Regions from separate parts of the Homo sapiens genome. Here region 2 is linked to region 1. A link is a loop called in an ENCODE intact Hi-C map of the cell type or tissue named here. Cell type or tissue: Calu3. All regions are shown on one strand.

Region 1 (4,000 bases):
GCATATGTGGCAAATACTGTGTGTTGCTAAGCAAATGCCATTTCCTTCCCCCGTTCTACTAGTCACCTTCCCCATGACAATCTGATAATGCTAGCTGTCCAATTTACCAGCTTCATTTGCCAGTAGAGGAGCCAAAAAGGGATTCCATAGAGATGTTCTGGGTAACAATTTTCACTCCCTGATTTAAAAAGCAAGATCCACAAGGATGTTCCTCTCACTCAGTATCCCCTCCCTTTTTGTCTTTCCATGAGTCCTGTTCTTGAGCAGCAGTAGTCATCTTGCAACAAGGAACAAACATGCTGGGGATGAAAGACAACACACAGAGCCAGCAGACTGAGAACTGAAAGTCTGGGCCTTCCAGTTCTGGATTTCTGATGTGAGACCATACAAATTCCTATTAACTGACATTCATCTGAGTGTTCTGTACTTTGTGTTAGGTGCTCTGCTAAACACTTTATATGCATCACCTCATTTTATTCTTAAAACAACCCCATAGGGAGATATTCAAGCCTGTTTCAATGGATGAGAAAATTGGGGCTAGGAGGCTCAGTCCCATCACAATGCCAAACTAAGTAGCAAGCTTGGAGGTCAAAACTAATGCTACCTGAGACAAAATAATCTAGACTTTAACTTCATTTTAACTCTAACACTTATCAACTCAGTACTCTTCATTTGTCAATTTAAAAAGAAAAATATTCACAGCAACTAGGTCAATGCTATGAGAAAGAAAGAGACGGTTTAAGAGCAGTATTAGTGAAACATCTTGGGGGATGCCTGATAAACCCTGACACACCGTGATGAAGAGTTTGACAACTTCACATACTATAACCTGTACAGTAACATAAACCCTCAAGAGACTTGAGCTCACCTCAGCCCTGAGACTGCATTTCTAGCCTTCAACAAGGGCAGCTGCCTAGGAGGCACTCAGTCAATATCCATGAATTAATGAATAAGTGAATGAATGCTGACTATTGGGATAAGTGAGGAAGTACACATATGAGGATCAGGTTAAATTAATTCTCTGAATATCCACAGGAGTCTCAAGTAACAAGTAGTATGTCAAGTATTTGTTGAAGAAAGGAAGGAAGGCAGAGAGGAATGGAGGAAGAAAAGAAGGCACCTAATAGAAGCCACTGTAATAATTTAATTCCAGCCACATCTGGATATTGTAGCATTGGTCTGCGCCCCTCACATCTCATTGATTTTTAGGGTTCCAGCTGTTACACAGACAAAGACACCTCTTGGACTTCAATCCTGCACTGTCTATCAGTGGGTTTCCTGATCATGGCTTTTGTTTTCTTATGGCTTGAGGTGTGACCCTGCATCTAGTTACCGATTGGCTCCATGTGAGTTTACACTATCTGTGTTCTTTAATCATTGACTAGCCTGCTCAGGCTTACATTGATGTTCTGGATCTTGGGTCTCTATTTCTTACTTTAATAGACAATACTCATGCTCCTTTTATTTTCTCCTTAGGTTACTCCCTTCTGAGGGTTGCTTATAAACCTGTGTCCCACCATGTCCCTAGGTATTCTATCCCATTCCCATCAAGGTGTTGCTTGAATCTTAAAGCACACTATTACAGTGGTTCTTAGAGTGTGGTCCCTGAACCAACAGAATAAACATCACCTAGAAATTGGTTAGAAATGCAGATGAGATCAGGCACATTTAGGGTGGTATAAAACCCAAAGGAAGGGATTGAACTGCCATGGCAAAATTATAACTGAGACAGTGGAAGAGATCTGACCTAACCAACTCCATCTTGTTTCTAACCTCCAAGCTGTCCTTGTTCATGCTTAGGCGTAGGCTGAACTAACTTTGGGAGAAACTTAGTTTATAGTTTAGAACAAAGACGATAACAGCCCTTTCCCAAAACAAACCCTGGACTCAACTGCCTTTGTAGGACTAACAAATTAGCCAAAAGTTTAGAAATTATGGTTTAGGAGTCATGCAGCTAGAGGCTGCAAGATTCTGACCCTCCCCAAATTGCTCCTGGGGATAAAATTCACTATTGTAAAACCTAAGACCAGTGCTTGAGACATTTTGCAGACCCTGCATTTGATGGATCAACTGGCACCACCCAGATTGATAAACTGGCTCATCCGCTTTTATGGTCCCCACCCAGGAACTGACTTGGTGCAAGAAGACTCTATGATTTCATCTCTGACCTGACCAATCAGCACTCTCAGTTCACCGGCTTCCCCACCTTCCACCAAGTTGTCCTTAAAAATTGTGATCCCCAAATGCTCAGGGAGACTGATTTGAGTAATAATAAAACTCCTGTCTCTGCCTAAAAAAAGAAATTGTTAGAAATGCAAATGTAGTTTTTCTGGGAATAATACCAGGAAGCAAGAGTGAGGAGGCAGGGACAATGAGACAAGGTAGGAGAAAACAAATGAATCCTTGGGGTCACTATCATCAGCAGCAGCAGTTCAAATGTTTTGTACTCTCAAATCAGTACAGAAAAAAAACCCAGAATATTTCATCCAAATCTAGGAGGGTGGAACACTTATCCACTAATTCCTGTTTACCATTATTTGAGGGTTTGCCCTTGCACTGTGGGCTGCACCAGCATGAAACTGTGGTCTACAGCTCTGGAGAGAGCCCTGAGGCAGAAGAGTAGAATGATGGATGAGAGGCACTTGAGGCAGGTGCTCCCTGTACACAGACCTGGCCCCTAAGTTGGGATTGTTATTATATTGGGCTGAGGCATTTGAATGCTGGGCACTAAATGCTTCTGATATTGCAAAATATTAGGGCTTTGTCCTAGGAAAGAAAAAATTGTCAAGTTACTGGGTTTTTTTTTAACTCACAGTAATTTCACTTTTGCTTATATTTGAAGTGACTGATAAGAGGCAAACTTTATGAACAATTACCATTTCTTAAATGAGCCATGTTTTATAACTAACTATGGTTATCTGACACATGTTTCACCAACTTCAACATCCAGACAAGTTTAGATGAGAGTCAAGGTTTAAGAATATGGCTTAGATAATTGTGGATAGTTACAAAACACGATTAAGAAGTCTGACAATTAAAGGGATATGTTCATTGCATGAAAAATTCAGTTTATGTAGACACACAGAATAGGGCCTTTATGTACAGAACTAGAAGAAAAAACTTGCGTTAAATAATTTGTTTCATGTTTACTTTAAGTTTCCCATTTATAAAAAAAATGTTTCTGATTTTTGTTTTTCTCTCAAGGAGGAGGCTTATAGGATACTGTTCTCAAAGTAGGCATTGTATCTATTTTCTATGACAAAAAGATAATTTAGTGACACATTTATTCATGTCCAATGATGTAGTTAGTGAACTCAGTTCTTCTGCCCCTTCACCCCTAAACTCTGTACACTGGATGCCAGAGCCTGCTGGTTGTCCCATAGCATTTGTTTTACCTTTTCTTTACAGAGAGAGAACTCACAATTTTTAACCAGGGAGTTTAACTGATCACAGTAAAGTCTACTACTTATCCCAGCTTCCCTTGCAGCTAGGTGTGACCATGTCACTAAGTTTAGCCAATGAGATATAAGTGGGAATGCCATGTGGCAGCTTTTCGCAGTTTTTCTTAAAAATCCAACCAGCATGTAATATGCCCTTTTCCCCCTGTTTTTTCATCCCTTCCTCCTGCCTGCTGACTAATACAGCTGTGATGACTTAGCAATCATTTGATCCTTGAGATATCTTGGGCAGGAGTCAGCAAGCTATAGCCCATGGAACAATTCAACCAACTGACGGTTTTTATATAGCTGACAGGAAGAAAATGAGTTTTACATTTTCTAGATGCGAAAAAAAAATCAAAAAAGGAATATTTTATGACACATCAAAATAATACAAAATTCAAATCATCAATGTCCATAAAAAATTTATTAGAACACAGCCACATTCATTCATCTTACTGTTTATGGCTGTTTTCATACTATAGTGGCAGAGTTCAATAGTTCCAACAGAAACCATATGGCTCACAAAATGTAAAATACTTGCTATTTGGCCATTTATAGAA
Region 2 (4,000 bases), 55 kb after region 1:
ATATGTATCCATTATATGTTGCTCAATCTAGGTCACCATGAGACTTGAAAATACTATCTTATAACCTATTATTTAAACTAATTATAACTTAACACTGACCACAAACACACAAAAAGAAAACTGATAAAAACCTTACACTTTAACTCCATCCCCTGACTTTATTATTTTTCTTTCAGCACTTTAAATATATCATGCCCTCTCTCCTTGCCTGAAAAGTTTCCATTGAAAATTCTGCCAGACATAGTAAAACTGCATTGCATATTATTTGTTTTTTTCTCTTGCTGCTTTTAGTTTCCCTTCTTCATCCTTAAGCTTTGAAAGTTTGATTGTTGAGTGCTTTCAGGTAGTCTTCTTTGGGTCAAATCTGCTTGGTGTTCTATAACGTTCTTCTATTTGAATGTTGACATCTTTCTCTAGGTTCAGGAAGTTGTCTGATATTATCTCTTTAAATAAACTTTCTACCACTTTCTCTTTCTCTACCTCCTTTTTAAGGCCAATAACTCTTACATTTGTCCTTTGCAGGATATTTTCTAGATCTTGTAGTTGTGCTTCACTCTTTTTTATTCCTTTTTCTTTTGTCTCCACTGACCATGTATTTTCAAATAGCCTGTCTTCTCAAATAGCTGGTAATGCCAAGTAGGTTTGTGTGCTTCCCTTCAGAGCCATGTTTGTGCACTTCCCTTCAGAGCTGCGTGTACCCCCAGGCCCCAAGTGTGTCCAGAGATACTCACTAATTACTTCTTTGCTTGACCAGTTCTGCTATTAAGAGGTTCTGATGCATTCTTCAGTATGTCAATTGCATTTTTAACTCTAGAATTTCTGCTTGATTCTTTTTAATTATTTCCATATCATTGTTAAATTTATCTGATAGAATTCTGAATTCCTTCTCTGTGTTATTTTGAATTTCCTTGAGTTTCCTCAAAACAGCTATTTTGAATTCTCTGTCTGAAAGGTCACATATCTCTGTTTCTCTAGGATTGATCTCTGGTGCCTCATTTAGTTTGCTTAGTGAGGTCATGTTTTCCTGGATAGTCTTCATGCTTTTAGACATTTGTCAGTGTCTGGGCATTGAAGAGTTAGGTATTTATTGTAGTCTTCAAAGTCCAGGCTTGTTTGTGCCCATCCCTCTTGGGAAGACATTCCAGGTACTCAAAGGGACATGGACCCCAAGTCCAATAACAATGTGGTTTTGCAGACTCATAAAGGTACTTCTTTGGTGGTCCTGGATAAGTTGCAGAATTCTCTAAATTACAAAGCAGAGACTCTTGTCTTTTTCTTACTTTCTCCCAAAGGGAGTCTCTACCTCTATGCTGAGTTGCCTGGAACTGGGAGTGTGGTGATGCAAGCACCCCTGTGGCCACCACCACTGGAACTGTGCTGGATCAGACCTGAACCCAGCATAGAACTCTGTCTTGCCCAGGGCTCACTGTAATCACTACTTGGTTACTATCTATGTTCACTCAAGGACCTATGGCTCTATGATCAGCAGGAGGTGGTAAAGCCAAACAGGTTTGTGTCCTTCCCTTTAGGGCTGTAAGTTCCCCCAGGTCACAGGTGGGTTCAGAGATCCTATCTGAGAGCCATAGATTGCAGTCAAAAACCTTAGAAATTTGCCTGCCATTCTATTCTATTACAATTAAGCTGGTACTCAACCACAATACAAAGTACTGCCTGCTCTTCCCATCCCTTTCCACAGGCAGAGAAGACTCTCCCTGTGGCCTCCACCACCACTTGCCCATGGAGGGTTCTGCCAGGCCACCACTGATGTTTACTTTAAAGCCCAAGGGCTCTTCAGTCAGCTGTGGTGAATGTTATGAGGCCTGGGACTCACTCTTTAGGGTAGTGGACTCCCCTCTGCCCCAGGGCAGGTCCAAGAGCCTAGGCTTGGACTTGGGGACCCCAAGAGCCTGATTTTTGCTCTACCCCACTGTGGCCAAGCTGGTACCTAAGGTGCAAGACAAAGTCTCCTTTACTTTTCCCTCTGCTTTTCTCAAACAGAAACAGTGTCTCCCTGTAGCCACAACAGCTGGGAATGTGCTGATCACTCCCAAAGTCAGCATGTCTCAGAGCCCAAGGCCCACAGCATAGTCCCTGGGTATTGCTGCTGGTTATTCAGGGGCCAAGGACTCTTTAGTCAGCAGGTGGTGAATCCTGCCAGGACTGGGTCTTTCCTTTCCAGGCAGCATGTTTTCTTTTCATCCAGAGTGTGTCTAGAAATTTCATCCATGAGTGAGGGCCTGGAATGGGGTCCTCAAAACTCTGCCCACTGACCTATCCTACTGTGGCTAAGCTGGTGTCCAAGATGCAAGACAAAGTCCTCTTTACTCTTTGCTCTGCCCTCCTTAAGCAGAAGGAAGGAGTTACTTTAGTTGCTGCAAGGTGTACTGCCTAGGGTTGGGGGAGGGATGGCATAATCACTCCCTTAGTTGCCCTAGCTAGTATCCCTCTAGGTCACATGCCAGCCTAGTCCACTGGCTCGAAGCCCAGACTAGCACTAGGAGTTGCCTAGGAATTGCAGTCCTTTTGTCCTAGGCTGCCTTTCAAGTTTACCTAGGACCACAGAGCCCTTTGGCCTGTAGTGGCAAGGCTTGTGGAGAAACTCAAATTATGACCATTGGGATGAGCAATTCCCTTCTGGCTAGGGCTGGTCCAAATGCTCTCTCTATGAGCAGGTGCTGGCTGAGCCCAGCATGGCTTTATTCTCCACTGTGACAAGGCAGCACTGAGTTCAACGTAAAATCTCCCAGTCATTGTGCTCTCCCTCTCCCAGAAGGATACATTCTCTCTCTGCGCAGTGCAGCCACTGCTGGGGGATAAGGAAGTGGTGTTGGTGATTCAAGACTCTCTCTCGTACCTACACTCTTCAATGTCTTTTTCAGTGACATGAAGTTAAAACCGCATACTTTTGATTTCAGATTATTTCTCACCTGATTTTTGGTTCTTGTGATAGTGCTTTTCTGTGTGCAGATAGTTATTAATATGTGGTGTTCCTGTGGGGGAGACTAATGGTGCAGGCTTCTATTCTACCATCTTGATCCACTCCCAGAAATGTCTAATTTTAAATGTCTTACTAGCCACATTTTTTCAAAGTAAAAAATACATGAAGCTAATAATAAAACTATATTTTGTTTGAAGAAATGTATCAAAGGTATTATCCTTTCAACTGGAAAAACTATTTGAAAAATTATTAATTATTAATGGCATGTTAATGGCATATTTTGCATTTTTTACTAAGCTTTGAGTTCTATCATATGTGTATGTACATACATATATATACATATATATACATACACATATATACACATACATTTATATATACATATATATAATATATACATGTACACGTATATATATGTATATACATGTACACGTATATATGTATATATATGTATATACGTGTACATGTATATACGTATATACGTGTACATGTATATATATGTATATACGTGTAAATATATACATATATACACATATACACATATATACATATATACACATACATATACATGTATACACATACACATATACACATATATACATATATACACATACATATACATGTATACACATATACATATATACATATACATATATACACATATACATATATACATATATACATATATACACATATACACATATACACATATACACATATACATATATGTATACATATATACATATACATATATGTAAACATATATACATATACATATATGTGTATACATACATATATGTACACATACATATATGTATACATATGTACACATACATATATGTATACATATGTACACATACATATATGTATACATATATACACATACATATATGTATACATATATATGTATATATGTATACATGTATACATACACATGTTTACATATATGTATACATGTATACATACACATGTTTACATATATGTATGCATGTGTACATACACATGTTTACATATATGTGTACATGTGTACATACACATATATGTGTGTACATGTGTACATAC

The links. A loop is a pair of places that touch in the nucleus more often than their neighbours do. Peaks named below come from ENCODE experiments on the same cell type or tissue, not always from the same donor. Only the 100,000 strongest peaks of a DNase experiment are listed, where the experiment ranks them.
Region 2: a loop joins it to region 1, with 10 times the contacts of the local background. A loop is called at or near these places in 1 of 110 quality-filtered maps.

What each region holds. Positions count from the first base shown.
Region 1 is chr6:80,676,228-80,680,227 of GRCh38, reverse strand. No RefSeq gene overlaps it. Among named protein-coding and RNA genes, the nearest start is that of BCKDHB, 570 kb to the right of the region's middle. In Calu3, no CTCF peak of the experiment used is centred here; no DNase peak of the experiment used is centred here.
Region 2 is chr6:80,621,368-80,625,367 of GRCh38, reverse strand. All of the region lies in intron 2 of LOC112267962 (a long non-coding RNA gene), which reads right to left. Among named protein-coding and RNA genes, the nearest start is that of BCKDHB, 520 kb to the right of the region's middle. In Calu3, no CTCF peak of the experiment used is centred here; a DNase peak (open chromatin) is centred at 2,467.